5 separate regions of the Homo sapiens genome follow, and regions 2, 3, 4 and 5 are each linked to region 1. The links are chromatin contacts, found by Hi-C or POLR2A ChIA-PET in ENCODE. All regions are on one chromosome and are shown on one strand. The core of a region is the stretch at or near the end of the contact, and the rest is flanking DNA. Distances in the headings are between cores, read along the strand shown. Region 1 holds the start of ZNF367 (zinc finger protein 367). Region 2 holds the start of SEC61B (SEC61 translocon subunit beta). Region 3 holds the start of MIRLET7A1HG (miRlet-7a-1/let-7f-1/let-7d cluster host gene). Region 4 holds the start of LINC02603 (long intergenic non-protein coding RNA 2603). Region 5 holds the start of SLC71A2 (solute carrier family 71 member 2).

Region 1 (2,780 bases), core at 82-2,581:
AAGCAATTTTAGCGTCCCATTCCACTATGTGCTCTCAACACCTAGCAAGTAGTATGCTGGATAAATGAAAGGCAGCGAAGGCACAACTTCAGCCGCAGAACAGGCCCAGAAGTCCTTTCTTGCTCTTCGGCTGTCTCTGCAGGGCATCTTTTAACAGGGCGAGGGCGATCTGCAGTAATGGAGCAAACACTGTGCGCTCCCTGCCCTCTCGCAGTCGGTGGAACAACTCAAGGCCCTCATCCCTCTCGTTTCCTCTCGGAACTGAGGACTCGGCAGCCCGCCGGGAGGATGTCAGTGGCCGTTGACCCGGCCTCCCCAGCGACCCCGGGCCGCGCTCCCGCCCACTGCACCTGCCGCAAGGACGGTCTCCCGCGCCGCTCCCGCCTGTCACGTGACAGGCCCCCCCCGACTGGGGCCGGTTTTTGGCGCGCGGCAGTGACGTCAGCATCCTGTCAGCCGCAGCCCCCGCCGTAGCCGGATCGACCTCGCGTTTTCAACTCCGCCCCGCCCGCCGCACCGTTAACGGGCCCCGGCTGCCCCACGTCCCGCCCGCCCGCCCGCCCGCGCCGCTCACCTTGAGGTGGCCGCTGTCTGGGCTGCTCGCTTCCTCCTCGTCCTCACCTCCCGAGGCGGCGGCGGAGGCCGAGGCGGCGGGCGGGGGCGCGCCCCGGCCACGAAGCCCCGAGTGCTCGGCGGCTGCGGCTGCAGGCAGGGCGGCCGAGGCGGCGGCCCCCGCGGCCCCAGGGCTGAGCGTCACGTTGTGTGCGTTCTCGCCCCAGCGCCACGGGTACACCATGAAGTCGCTGAAGCCGGGGCTGGTGGGGATGAGCGGCGGCGGCGGCTCCGGCTCCCCTCCACCGCCGCACGTTGGCTTGATCGGGGTCGTCCTGATGACCGACACCAGCACCCGCTTCGGGGAGTCGTGGCAGAAGATGACGGGCGGCGGCGGCGGCGGCGGGTTCTCCGCCATGGGCGCCTCGAAGCCCCGGATCATCGCCCGGCCCGACCCCCAGCTCCGGCGGCCCCGGGCCGCACTCCTGAGCACCGCTCTGCCCCTCACTCGCTCTGCTCCGAGTCGCAGGCTCAGTCCTGCCGGCTCATGGCAGACTGACGTTTCCCGGAATCCTGCGCAGCAGCCACCTAACTAGTTGAGCAGACGGCACCGGCGGGCAGGGCTGGACCCCAGCCCCAGGTCAAGCGCGCCCTCCGCTCTTTGTACTCCGCAGCGCAGGCTGCAGGGGTGGGAAGCAGCGGGCGGCCCGGCCCTTGCGGTGACAGGAAAGCAGGACGCGCGGCGCTGAGCCCCCAAAAATAACAACCTGCCGCCGCGGTGCCTGCCCCGGCTTTTCCCGCGTTACATTTCGCGCCTGGGCGGAACCAGTCACCGCGAGGCCGCTGCCCGCTGGCCGCACCGGCGAGTGACAGGCGGCGCGAGCCAATGGCCAGGCCTGGCCTTCTTTCCAGCCGGCCGGGGCGGGGCCGGGTCTGCGCGCGGGTCCTTCCCACCTCGCCATTGGCCGCCGCTCTTATATTTTTTTCTGTCTGGAGGGCCAACAGCGTTCGAAACTCCAGTGGAGCGCGCGGCGTCTCCACTCGCCCGGACACACCCGCCTGCCGCCCCGCCCCGCCGTCCCTCCGCGTGGTTAGTCCGGGCCAGGGAGACAAGGGCGGCGGGGAGGGCGGCAAGAGGGCGGCTGATTGGACAGCGGCGGGGCGGGGTCGGGGGGGGTGGTGATCGTTGGGCGGTGGAGGCGCGCGCCCCGCTCGGCCCCGCCCGCCGTTGGTTGTTGGGCCGCGGTTCCCGCGCGCAGGGAGTTTAAAGGGCTGGGGCCCCGCCGCCCGCCCCGCCCTCGGTCCCACCACCCGCCCGGCGGCTGGAGTCTCTGCTGCCCGAGGTCCTGATGGGCACCCGGCGTGCCTGGTTTCTTAATCGAGTTCCGTCTGCTCAGCTGTTGCACGCTCTGTGAACCAGCCCTGTCAGCACCGCCCTGACTCCTCCGGGCCGATTGTGGGCCTCCGGTTCCCCATCTGTGGAAAGGGGAGAGTCCAGGAAGTGGCCTCCGAAGTCCCTGCGGGCCGCTCGCGGCGCGGAGGCCACAAGAGCCGGGCGAGAGTAGACACTCTCACCCTGGACTGATGCCCCGAAGTTGCCTCGGGGATCTCCCCACCCCGGCGACCCCGCTCTACCGAGCGGCTGCTCCGGGAGTCGGGGCAGCGCCCTACTTTGCTCGGCCCCCACCTGCCCCGGCCGCGTCCTAGTACTCGCGCCGGGACGCGCGGAGCCCCAACGTCCTCTGCCCGCCCCGCCCCAGCCCCGCCTGGCTGGCGCCGACCGCGGCCCGGGTGGGGCTCGCAGGCTGCAGAGGAAGGACCGGGCGGAGGGGTTGCCCGGCTTCCTACCCGCTAGATGTGGCCTGGGGAGCTGCGTTTTGTTCTTGGGAATACAGATTCCCAGGCACCGCCTGATTCGCGGTAGGGGCTCAATAAATATTTGCTGAATGGATGAATGAATATCCATTGGTTAAGGGTTAGGATTGGTAATTAAGTTAGAACACGACTGTATAATAACAGATAACTAAGCTGAATAGCTTTTCTCTCTGTGAAAGACACACAAATGCACAGCTATGACTAAATTAAGCCACAATTGTTTAAAAACAAATAAAGGAAACTGTACTGATATGAACAATTTCAAAAATGTATTTTTATTTTAAAAGGCAAAACAAGCAATAGTGTGATTTTATGTAAAATTGTTAAAGTGGGGAAAATACGTTTTTACTTTT
Region 2 (2,780 bases), core at 141-2,640, 2.8 Mb after region 1:
AAAGTCATCTTTTTTAGGATGGGGAAAAATGCACGAAGGAAAGAGTCAAGAATAGCTACAGGGCAGATCCAGGTGGACATTATTTACCAAGGTAAAAAGCTTGAACTTTTCTCCAAAAACCAATGGGGAGCCATGTACAAGTTTTAATAGGGGCATGATATATTCAGCTTGGCGTTTTTAACACATGACACTGCTGAGGACGGTGTGGCCTGGCTCCGAACACAAGGACAGTGGGATGCAAATGGCCTGAAAGGAGAGTCAACAAAAATAACAGGTAAGCGGGAAGACAACACGCGAGTTACTCATTAGTAAAAGGTGACTGAAGCTGACTTCTAATACCAGCGTTTCTCAGAGCCCCAAAGACTATCTACCTCGGAATCACCCTATGACCCAGTTAAAATGCAGATGTCTGGGCCCCACCTCAGGGCACCTGGATGAAAACTTCCTGGAGGATGGAACCCCAGCAATCTGCAACTTTAAATGGGCCCACACTAAAGTTAGAGAACCACAGGCTCGCTCACAACCCTGACTTCTCCATGTCAGTTCCGATCTTTGCGAACCGCAGACAGGGAAGGTCTTCTCTCAGGGGTCATGCCCGCGGCCGCCCTCCACGGCGAGGTCCGCACTCGCGCAGCCGGCCCCGCGGCCGCCTCACCTGGTCGCACACTACCACGTCGAACTCCTCGTCGGCGAGGAACAGCACGTAGAGCGCCAGGAAAACCATGCGCACGTAGGCGCAGACGGCGGCGCCGCGGCCGCCCCAGCCCAGGCCTCGCGGCAGCCAGTCCCCGGCACAGCGCACCGGTAGCTCGCGGCTCTCGGCGAAACAGTGGCCCGGGTCGTAGTGCGCTGTCCAGATCTTCACGCTACACCCGCGCGCCTGCAGCGCCAGCGCCGCGTCCAACACCAGCCGCTCAGCGCCGCCCACGCCCAGGTCTGGGTGGAGGAACAGCACCGACGGCTTGGGAACCGAGTCCCGTTCCCGGCCCTGCTCCTCCGCCATGGCCCTGGAGCCGCAACTGCACCCCGCACCCTGATGGGGGTCTTCTGCGCAAGCTCCGCGCTCGTAGCTCCCAGCTGGCCACTGCGGGCCGACCCCGCCCTGCCGTACGTGCGTCAGTTAGGCCACATCAGCGCAAATCTGTGAGGGTCTAGTAACTGCCTGAGAAAATATCTTGTCTGACCCCGGTTATATTTTTCCTTCGGTAGGGATTGGACTTTCTGAAGGACGTTGTGATCCAAAGGAAGGAGGCCGGAGGTCTCTACTTCCCATACAGCAGGTAACTAAGTTGTCTGTAGCAGACTGTCTACAGGCATATCGTGAGACGACCCAGGCGTCCCTGGGGTCAGAGAGGACCTTGCCTGCAAGTCCGGGGGCGGGGCCTGAGTCAGTCTCGCCAGCTGCCGGTCTTTCGGGGGCTCCGTAACTTTCTATCCGTCCGCGTCAGCGCCTTGCCACCCTCATCTCCAATATGGTATGGCGGCCCTTCCATGATCCCCGCCTCTCCCAGAAGCCCTGACTCCTCCTGCTTTGCGCCGTGCTTTTCCTCTGTAGCTCCCTTGCTTCCCCCAGCCTCGGGTGTGGGTGTCTAGGCCGGGGTTCTGGGGCAGGCCTGCCGCGCTCACCCGTCTGTCTGCTTGTCTCCCTCTACAGCCTGGTCCGACCCCCAGTGGCACTAACGTGGGATCCTCAGGGCGCTCTCCCAGCAAAGCAGTGGCCGCCCGGGCGGCGGGATCCACTGTCCGGCAGAGGTAAGGAACCCTGCAGTTCGTTCGCTTCCAGACTCGGAGATAGGACCCAGAACCTCGCTGATTCTGGGGTGGAGACCCTAGCATGTGAAGATTGACAAAGGCAAAATGAGCTTCTAGTGACGTGGCCGTGGGAGTAGTTAAAGGCCTTTTGGGAGGAAGGCGACATTTTTTTTCTCGTTGCTCAGTTTAGGGCACTACTCTTAAAAAAGGAAAGTTAACAAACTGGAATAGAGTCAGAGATAACTTTGAGAAAACCGATGTCATTAAACTGGTGTCTCTGGACCTGAGGTTTGCACTCACATTTCCATCTGGCGGCCCCATAAGCAATCTGTCCTACAGATAACTCGTCCTACACAAAACTTAGTCTCTTTTCAGCTCAGCTCTCTCACTCTCAATTATATCTCCTTACTTCCATATGGCACTGTTGTACACTCATTTACTCAGAGCCAGAAACGTCAGCGTCATCTTGGATTTTTCTTATGCTCTTTCTCTCTCTAGTCATATGCCAGACTTTAAACTCTGCTTGAAAGCTTTCTCATAAGCTCTTTCCTTTTCCCTTTCTACTGCTTTGCATTTGCTACTTAACCCTTTTCTTCAGGCTGTTTGCTTTCCAGTCCATCGTTCGCTCTGCTGTTACTCTTCTGCGTAGTTTCTGTTACTTGTTGCTGAACTAAAAAAAACAAACAAACAAAAAAAAAAAACCGGGGGGATACCAAAGCTCTTAGTGGTCATTTCAGCCTAACCTTTCTTTTTCCTTTTTTTTTTTTTGGGATGGAATCTCACTCTGTCGCCCAGGCTGGAGTGCAGTGGCACGATCTCGGCTCACTACAGCCTTTGCCTCCAGAGTTCAAGCAATTCTCCTGCCTCAGCCTCCTGAGTAGCTGAGACTGCAGGCACGTGCCACCACACCCAGCTAATTTTTTGTATTTTTAGTAGAGACGGGGTTTCACCATGTTAGCCAGGATGGTCTCGATCTCCTGACCTTGTGATCCTCCGTCTCTGCCTCCAAAAGTGCTGGAATTACAGGC
Region 3 (2,780 bases), core at 209-2,708, 2.3 Mb before region 1:
CTAATGCTTTCTTCCCACCTCAGCCTACTTCATCATTATTAGATATCATTTAATCCTACCCTACTGCTGTGCTAGGTACTTGGCATAGACAGGAACAAAACAGTTTCTGCCCTTGAAGAGTTCCACATCCCCTGCAGCATAACCACACTCTTCCCCTGAACTGTACTCGATCTAGCTCTGGGGCCTGCTCTCTCCTTTCTCAATATATCTTCTAACCTCAAGAAGTCCTCCCCAAATCCTACCCATGGCTTAAGCTCAAGTTTCCCCCCCTCTAGTTTCTTGTTCACTTTAGCTCACAAAATAAAGTCCCCATTAAAAACAAAACGAAACAAACTCCTTTGGCACTTATTGCATACACTAATATGAGTGCTAAAAGGGGAGCTGATACCACCACCTAAGATCATAAATGTAAACGTACAGCATGTCAAGTACTATTTCCCATAGTTCTATTACAGACAAGGACCCACTTTTTTAAAAGTGTTGCACAAAGTCACAATGAATTACAAAAAGCAGAGCTACAGCCCAGGTCTTGCGGTTCCCAGCCATAAAATCTTAAAACTGGCAGAGACCTCAAACGACACCTTAACTAGTGATTTCAGAGTCCTAGCATGTGAAAGTTGTAATGGGGATGGAGGAACTGGGCTTTGGATTAATTTTAAAACAACAAAATCAAGGATTGCTTTGAAAAACATTTGAAGACAAAAATCTTCAAAACATGGGTTGGAAAAGATAACAAAAAAAAGCTCAGGGAGGCTGAGGTGGGAGGATCTCTAGAGTCCGGATGTCGAGGCTACAGTGAGCCGTGACCCACGCCACTGCACTCCAGCCCTGGAGAAAGAGCGAGAGACCGTGTCTCGAAAAAACAAACAACAAAAAAACCCTCAGACCCCAAAACGTCAAGGAATAAAAGTAAAAGGTTGGGCGGACACAACTCCTCCATTTGACAGATGAGCAAACTGAGGCACAGAACTCCAGGAGGCCTGGCCAAGGCCTCCTGGAGGGAACAGGGTCAGTTGACGGAAAAGAGCCAGAGGCTGCACGCTGGACAGCGTTCGGACCTTCCGGGTCGCGCACGTGTAAATTGCCCCCAGGAGCCTGAGGGAGCAAAGCAGCCGCCCCGCCCCGCGGGCAGCGCGTTCAGCGGCCACGTGACACAGCCAGCCCATCACGCGCAAAGGGCAGGGCCTGGAGGACACCACCCCCGCCACTCTCTCAGCCCTCCACTAGGAAAGAAGGAGATGGTATTGGTGGGCGGGCCAGACCCGCCTCCCCCACGGTGGCCACCCCGCGCGAGGCGGGCCCAGCCGCCGCCCTCCAGTGAGGGGACGGACGAGCTCAGCTAGGCCAAGGCGAAAGAGCGACGCGCACTTCAATCAGACGGCTTCACCAATGGGCTTGCGCGCTTTCCGCGGCGCCCGCCCCTGCATCGGCCTCCCGGCGACCGCGCTGCTTTCCCTCAGGCCGCCGCGGCGGCGCCCGCCCGCGCCTCCATCCGGGTCCTGGCGCGGTGCTCTCCCGGCAGCGACGGGCGCGAGGGCCGGGGCATTCCCACGGCCGCGACGGCCCTCTCCGCGAGCGCGAGGTGGGTATGGCGGACGCGGCAGCGAGCGCGGGTCCGTCGCCATTTTATTTCGCGGAGACTCGCGGCAGCGGGTGGGCAGAATGGGAGAGCCGTGCGCCGGCCCGCGCCTGTCCGGCTAACGCGGGCTGGGACTGGTGGGGCGGCCTGCCCCCTCCAGCGGGCGGGTGGCCCCGGGGGGCCGGCGGGCTGCTAGCGGAAGTCGCGGGCGCTCGGGGCACGGGGGAGGGGTGCCGCGTGGCCGCCGCGGGGCCGGCTCCAACCCCCTCCGCTTCCCGCCCAGCTCCTCACCGACAGGGCGGGGGAGGGGGGGTCATTCTTCACATTCCTTACCCCGCCCTTCCCCCCGCTTCAATCAAACTTGGGGCGGGCGGAAGGCCCGCCTTCCGGCCGGCGCCTGTTGGCCGGCGCCGCCTCTGACTGTGGCGTGACTGGTTGTAGGCGCCGCCAGGTGCCTCTGACGTCACTTCCGCTATCAAGTTTGTGGGCCGGGGAGACCTTGGCCTTGGGGGTTGGGATGAAGGAGGGAAGGTAGGAAGTGCGAGGGGCGGGGGGACAGGGCGGGAAGGCGCGGGCGGGGAGGGCGGGAGAGTCGTGGCTGGCTGCATGCCCCTGCTCCCCGCGGCCAAGTGCAGCCTCCCTTCCTGAAGCAGCTGCTGCGGCTGGAGGTCCGCTGCGGCAGCCGTCCTTGGCGAGGGGGAGGGGAACGCGGGAGCGGGAGGAAATCGTATCCCGGGGGACGGGGCTTGGAGATTTGCGACTCGGTGTCACCGGAAACAGCGCTGGCCTTTTGAGTCGACGCTGCAAACTCTTGGAACCGAGTGCCTCTCAGAAGGCTTGCTAATAAACTTCCCGGGCGGGCTCTAGTGTGAGGAATGTGGTAACCTGTATGTCCTTGGCCAGTAATGCCCTTCGGTCTTTCAACTTTTTACAGTAGATTCTGTGTCAGAGGTAATGGTATGTATTCTTCAACTTACCGGTTTTTAAAAAATTGACTAACGAGAGGGCGGGCAGACAGGAAAAAGGCAGGGAAGACAGTGAATGTTAAAATTTTGAGGTAAATCAGGAGACTGGTTGAGTTTTGCTTTTTAACTTCATTGATAATACTGCTTTCTTGGCATACAGTTCCTAAAGTTAAAGCATCATGTGGCATTCCTTTGCATTTATTTCTGTTGGCCTGAAGTATAAGAACATTGAATGT
Region 4 (2,780 bases), core at 183-2,682, 2.2 Mb before region 1:
ATGGGGGTGGGAGGTGGAGCAAGATGGTGGAATGGAAGGCTCCACTGATCATTCCCCCTTGTAAGAAAAACAAGTTAACAACTATTTACACACAAAAGCACCTTCACAAGAACCAAAAATCAGGTAAGCACTCGCAGTACCTGGTTTTTACTTCATATGACTGAAAGAGGCACTGAAAAGGTAGGAAAGACAGTCTTGAATCACCAATGCCCCTGACCCATCCCCCAGCAGTGGCTCTGTGGTGCGGAGAGAGAATCTATGTTCTTGGGAGACGGCAAGCACAGCAATGATGAGACATTGCATTGAACTCAGTGCTGCCCTGTTATACCAGAAAGCAAAACTGGATCAAACACAGCTGATTCTCACGCATGGAGGGAGTATTTACACCAGCCTTAGCCCGAGGAGAATCACCTATCCCAGCAGTTGGAATTTGAGTTACTGCCAATCTCACCACCTCTGGCTAGAGGGCCCTAAATAAACTCGAAAGGCAGCCTGGGCCACAAGGACGGCTCACGCCTGTAATCCCAGCACTTTGGGAGCCTGAAGTGGGAAAATTGCTTGAGGCCAGGAGTTCCAGACCAGCCTGGTCAACATAGCGAGACCCAGATTCTTTTTTTTTTTTTTCCCCCTTGAGAAGGAATCTCACTCTGTTGTCCAGGCTGGAGTACAGTGGTGCGATCTTGGCTCACTGCAACCTCCACCTCCCGAGTTCAAAGTGATTCTCCTGCCTCACCCTCCTGAGTAGCCGGGACTACAGGCGCCCATCACGACGCCCAGGTAATTTTTGTATTTTTAGTAGAGACGGGATTTTACCACATTGGCCAGGCTGCTCTCGAACTCCTGACCTCTGATCCGCCCGCCTCAGCCTCCCAAAGTGCTGGGATTACAGGCGTGAGCCACCGCGCCCGGCCGCGAGACCCAGATTCTAAAAAACAAAACAAAAAATTAGCCCGGTGTGGTGCTATGCACCTGTATTCCCAGCTACTCAGAAAGTTGAGGTGAGAGGATTGCTTGGCCAGGGGTTTGAGGCTGCAGTGAGCTATGATCACACCATTGTACTGCAGCCTGGCCGACAGAGCAAGACCCCTTCTCAAAAAATAAGTAAGTAGATAAAGTTCAGGGGTGTACAATCACAGGTGTGAATTTGCAGGATGGAGGACATGTAACATCTTTTTAAAAAAAAAAAAAATTAGAAGGACCGTATAAAAAGTTAAAGAAGACTTACTGCTCACCTGACCACCCTTCTCATAGACCCGAAAGTTAGATTTTACTTTCTGATTTTTCACAATTTCTCCTGGATGCTGCGGTCCCGCCCCTCGCAGCATTCTGGATGTTGTAGTCCCTCGCTCCAGGGCATCCACGGTAGGGTAGTTGCGCGCCCCGTGGCAGTCTGGGTAGTGTAGTTCCGTGCCCAGGGGCAGTCCGGCTCGCGTACTTCCGCGTTCCGGCATCGTCGCCTGGTGCGTGGTGAGTGTCCTTTCACAGTTCTGGTGAGCTAGCCCGGAGGTGGTCCCCGCTTTCGCGGGCCTTCCACTGGAAGGAAGGTCGGGAAAGCTGGCATGGGCAGTCCATGTCGTGGCCACATGTTCCTTGGTGTTTTGAGTTTCGGCTGTGGGGTCTGGGCGTGCGTGGTCCACCCCGGAGAGAGGTCTTGGCGGAGGTCCTCTGGTGGGGAGGGGGCGTTGGCGTTGTCGCGTGCTTCTGGCGGGACTTTGGGCCCAGTATGTTGACCTGGAGGGGCCAGTGCAGGCCTGGGACCGACTTCCCGAGCTACTTCGCAGGTGCGTCCCCGGTACTTCGGGGGCCGCTGAGTGGGCTCTGCCTGGGGTACCCAGACAGCATCCTGCCACTAGTATCCCGCCATCCCCTCCCCACCATCGCGCCTCGGAGGTCTCTGGGCCAGCAAATGTGCCTTTGGAGGACATGATATCCTCGGTTGGAGCAAACTTCCCCATTAGTGGGAGGCACGCGGCTTGGGCATCAGTCGGGTTGTTTATTTGTTTATTTATTAAATTTTATTTATTTATTTATTTATTTTTGAAACAGAGTCTCTCTCTGTCGCCCAGGCTGGAGTGCAGTGGCGCAATCTCGGTTCACTGCAATCTCCGCGCCCCACCCCAGCCGCCGGGTTCAAGCCATGCTCCCGCGTCAGCCTCCCGAGCAGCTGGGATTACAGGCACCCGCCACCACGCCCGGCTAATTTTTTGGTTTTTGTTTTGTTTTGTTTTTTTGAGACAGAGTTTCGCTCTTGTCGCCCAGGCTGGAGTGCAGTGGCGTGATTCCCCTGCCTCAGGCTCCCGAGTAGCTGGGACTACAGGCGCACGCCACCACGCCCGGCTAATATTTTGTGTTTTAGTAGAGACGGGGTTTCACCATGTTGGCAAGGCTGGTCTCGAACTCCTGACCTCAAGTAATCCCCCCGCCTCGGCCTCCCAAAGTACTGGGATTACAGGCGTGAGCCACCGTGCCCAACCTCAGTCCAGTTATTAGGGCTCTTGTGGATGGCTGGTGCACTGTGGTGGTGATGGTGCAGCTTGGCCACTAGGACCCGGGTTTGTGGGGGAGGATTGTTTGTGGGTAGACATCCAGACTTGGTCTTGATAGTGGGGGGGGGGACGGCTAGGGCCGTGCGACTCGGGTCAGTAGCCTTGGGGCCTGGGGACCCAAGTTGGTGAGTTGAGAAGGGCTTGCCTGGAGTTAGACATCCCTGGGTTGTGGGTTGCATGGGGGCGTGCTTGTATCCAGATTGTCGGCTTCTGCAGCTGTGTGGCTCCCTCGGA
Region 5 (2,780 bases), core at 107-2,606, 2.0 Mb before region 1:
GTAAAGACTTCTGCAAAGTGTGTGTGTGTGTGTTTGGGGGTAGTGGGTGGGAAGCGAAAAAGAGGCTTTTTTTTTTTTTTTTTTTGGAGACGAAGTCTCACTCTTGTCACCCAGGGTGGAGTGCAGTGCACCATCTCGGCTCACTGCAACCTCCGCCTCCTGGGTTCAAGCGATTCTCTTCCCTCAGCCTCCCAAGTAGCTGGGATTACAGGCATCCGCCACCATGCCCGGCTAACTTCTGTATTTTTAGTAGAGACGGGGTTTCACCATGTTGGCCAGGCTGGTCTGGAACTCTTGACCTCAGGCGATCCGCCCACCTCTGCCTGCCAAAGTCCTGGGATTACAGGCGTGAGCCACCACGCCCAACCTGAAAAAATTCTTAAATGAAATGACTTTAATTCAATTAAAATTACTAATCCTGTTAATAGAAATAATTTTATTCTTTTTTCTATTGATGTTTGTAAAAAGATTTTTTTTTTTTTTTTGTGAGACAGAGCCTCACTCTGTCGCCCAGGATGGAGTGCAGTGACGCTATCTCGGCTCACTGCAACCTCCGGCTCCCAGGTTCAAGCTATTCTCCTGCCTCAGCCTCCCGAGTAGCTTGGATTACAGGCGTGCGCCACCAAGCCCGGCTAATTTTTTTGGTGTTTTTTGTTTTTGTTTTTGTTTTTTAGTAGAGACAGGGTTTCACCGCGTTGGCCAGGCTGGTCTCTAACTCCTGACCTCAGGTGAACCAGCCGCCTCGGCCTCCCAAAGTGCTGGGATTATAGGTGTGGGCCACCGCTCCAGGCCTGTAGGCTTTTTTATATTTCAGTATTAGGTGCATATCTTTCAAAATAAATAAACATAAGCCAGGCTTTTCCAACTGCGTCCTACACATTCTACAAGATATTAATCATGTGTCAAGAATAAAAAGTGTTGTGTTCAAGTACGTTTGGGAAACATTGCTAGTATATTATTTTCTTCTTAGAGAACCATAGAAAAACTTGAGAGGTTGGCGGGTTGGCGCAAACCAAGACCAAAACTGAACTGCAATCACTACCAAACCCCCACGAGTTTGCCCCTCCCCGCTTGCTAGCCTCAGTCCAGATTCTCCGGAAAAAGAAATCAGTCGTACGGGCTCTCGAAATGACGTACTTCCCGCGCGCCGCGAAGTCCTGATGCCAAGGGGCCAGTCGCGAGGTAAAGGAGGGGTCTCTGAAGTGGGCGTGGCGTCGCTGGAGGCTACTCAGGCGCGGGACTCGTTCTCGAGGCGGGAGCTGAGGTGCGGGGCGGGGCCTCCTGCCCGGCGCCGGCCTGTGGGGAGGCGGGGCGGGGCACAGTCTCTTAACCGTGCAGCCCGCCCCTGACGCCGCCGGTAACTGCGAGAGTCGGGGTCGGTGCGGTTTGATAAGTGGTCGGTTCCTGGAGCTGCGGTCTTCTGCTAGCCTGATCCGCAGCTTCAGCCTCCGCCGCCTCCTCAGCCCTCGGCGCCGCCGCTGGCGCCGCCGCCTGACCCGCAGGCCGCCGCGGGCCGCAGAGCCCATGAGGGCGCGGGCACCGCCGCCGCCTCCGCGGCGTCGCCGTCGTCCCGGAGCGCCCCGGGCTGGCGCGGGCATGGCCGCGGCATGAGCGTGGAGCCGCCGCCGGAGCTGGAGGAGAAGGCGGCGTCGGAGCCCGAGGCGGGAGCCATGCCGGAGAAGCGCGCGGGCGCGCAGGCCGCGGGGAGCACCTGGGTGAGCGCGGGCGCGGGGCCCGGCTGCCTGAATCCCGGGGAGGCTGGGTGGGGTCGCACCCAGGGCCCGCGAGCCCGCCGCTCCGGGCAGGGGCTTCGGCTCTTGGAAAGTCGGTCCTTTTCTGGGGGGGGAGGCGAATTCATCACGAATACAGGTTTTTCCTAGTGACTGCTCATCGCAGACAAAACTTTACAGGATTTGGTTATTGTTTCAAAAGGCGCTAGACATGGGACAGTGAATATAAGTAGTAATTTGGTTATTTCGGAGTTCTCCGTCCCTGTAACAGTTGATAACAGTTTTCCTGGCGCAGTTTCTCTCCAAGTCTACATGGAAAACAGGTAGGGAGCATTTGAATCAGACCGTCGACGGGGAAGTTGGCGGCAGATGCCGGGCAGCGCCTTGCTGCTCCTTCCGTGTTCTCCCGGCGTCGGAGGGGCGGTCCTAGCGATGGGGAGCAGAGTTTCCAGGGGCGTTGCTGGGGACCAGCCGAGGAGCAAGTTAGGCTGGCCTCTTTCTCCAGTTTTACTTTTGCTTGAGGTCGAGATGGCTTCTGACAATGATACAGAAGCAATTGAGCCCTGACTTAACTGGCCTGGTTTCGGCAGAACAGGCCTTGTCTGTGTCAGTGGTTTCATATGGTGCAATATTAAGCCTAGAGGGTTTGTCGTTTCTTCAAGGCCTAAGTTTAAAAAGGATTTTTTTTTTTTGGTCTTAGGACCTGAAATATAGAGAATGTTACAGTGAATAGAAACTGACACAATGGGAAAGTTTTTCCAAAGAAAAGTAGAAATTTTATGGAAATTAAATACATGTTTTTGGCTTTAGATTTTTAGCTTACATATCTGATTTTGTGTTTAGTTGAAGAATGCTAAGTGTTTACATGAACGTATTTGGGGATGTAAATCCCTATTAGTAGGTTGGGAGGGCAGCTGAAGCAGAAGGAGCAGTAGGTAGAACGGATCCGGCAGAGCTGGTTTTTAGTCCTGGTTTTGCCTGAACAGTGCGCACTCTGGACAGGGTATTGAAACAGCCTTGCCCCTCAGTGCCTCCTCTGTAAAATGAGGA

Evidence for each region. A loop is a pair of places that touch in the nucleus more often than their neighbours do. ChIA-PET counts read pairs that join two places held with the same protein, here RNA polymerase II (POLR2A). Pooled maps may share reads with other maps.
Region 2: a loop to region 1 is called in a map of CD8-positive, alpha-beta T cell, with 18 times the contacts of the local background. The contact joins the promoter of SEC61B here to the promoter of ZNF367 in region 1. A Hi-C loop is called at or near these places in 1 of 168 maps with a recorded cell type or tissue (CD8-positive, alpha-beta T cell), 1 of 37 single-sample maps with no recorded cell type and 6 of 50 pooled maps.
Region 3: a loop to region 1 is called in a map of CD8-positive, alpha-beta T cell, with 6 times the contacts of the local background. The contact joins the promoter of MIRLET7A1HG here to the promoter of ZNF367 in region 1. A Hi-C loop is called at or near these places in 2 of 168 maps with a recorded cell type or tissue (CD8-positive, alpha-beta T cell and naive thymus-derived CD4-positive, alpha-beta T cell), 17 of 37 single-sample maps with no recorded cell type and 15 of 50 pooled maps.
Region 4: a loop to region 1 is called in a pooled map, with 13 times the contacts of the local background. The contact joins the promoter of LINC02603 here to the promoter of ZNF367 in region 1. A Hi-C loop is called at or near these places in 1 of 37 single-sample maps with no recorded cell type and 5 of 50 pooled maps. POLR2A ChIA-PET finds 5 or more read pairs at or near these places in 1 of 52 experiments (activated T-cell).
Region 5: a loop to region 1 is called in a map of CD8-positive, alpha-beta T cell, with 9 times the contacts of the local background. The contact joins the promoter of SLC71A2 here to the promoter of ZNF367 in region 1. A Hi-C loop is called at or near these places in 1 of 168 maps with a recorded cell type or tissue (CD8-positive, alpha-beta T cell), 1 of 37 single-sample maps with no recorded cell type and 8 of 50 pooled maps.

Annotation. Positions count from the first base shown.
Region 1 is chr9:96,417,039-96,419,818 of GRCh38, forward strand. It overlaps ZNF367 (zinc finger protein 367), which reads right to left and starts at 1,332. Exons shown (of 5, transcript NM_153695.4): 1 at 575-1,332. The coding sequence starts at 994. RefSeq lists enhancers at 1-138, 1,613-2,146, 2,147-2,680 and silencers at 499-738, 1,039-1,178, 1,289-1,948, 2,209-2,478.
Region 2 is chr9:99,220,892-99,223,671 of GRCh38, forward strand. SEC61B (SEC61 translocon subunit beta) reads left to right here and starts at 1,391. Exons shown (of 4, transcript NM_006808.3): 1 at 1,391-1,475; 2 at 1,655-1,752. The coding sequence starts at 1,473. It overlaps ALG2 (ALG2 alpha-1,3/1,6-mannosyltransferase), which reads right to left and starts at 1,051. Exons shown (of 2, transcript NM_033087.4): 1 at 656-1,051. The coding sequence starts at 1,003. RefSeq lists an enhancer at 1,141-1,460.
Region 3 is chr9:94,164,800-94,167,579 of GRCh38, forward strand. It overlaps MIRLET7A1HG (miRlet-7a-1/let-7f-1/let-7d cluster host gene), which reads left to right and starts at 1,459. Exons shown (of 5, transcript NR_170278.1): 1 at 1,459-1,582. RefSeq lists an enhancer at 824-1,388 and silencers at 1,084-1,883, 2,114-2,183.
Region 4 is chr9:94,257,879-94,260,658 of GRCh38, forward strand. It overlaps LINC02603 (long intergenic non-protein coding RNA 2603), which reads right to left and starts at 1,433. Exons shown (of 3, transcript NR_160773.1): 1 at 1,233-1,433. It overlaps ZNF169 (zinc finger protein 169), which reads left to right and starts at 1,420. Exons shown (of 5, transcript NM_194320.4): 1 at 1,420-1,467. RefSeq lists enhancers at 939-1,584, 1,423-1,742, 1,585-2,231, 1,773-1,902, 2,232-2,780.
Region 5 is chr9:94,373,213-94,375,992 of GRCh38, forward strand. SLC71A2 (solute carrier family 71 member 2) reads left to right here and starts at 1,357. Exons shown (of 12, transcript NM_032558.3): 1 at 1,357-1,715. The coding sequence starts at 1,608. RefSeq lists enhancers at 1,125-1,626, 1,627-2,126 and a silencer at 1,176-1,575.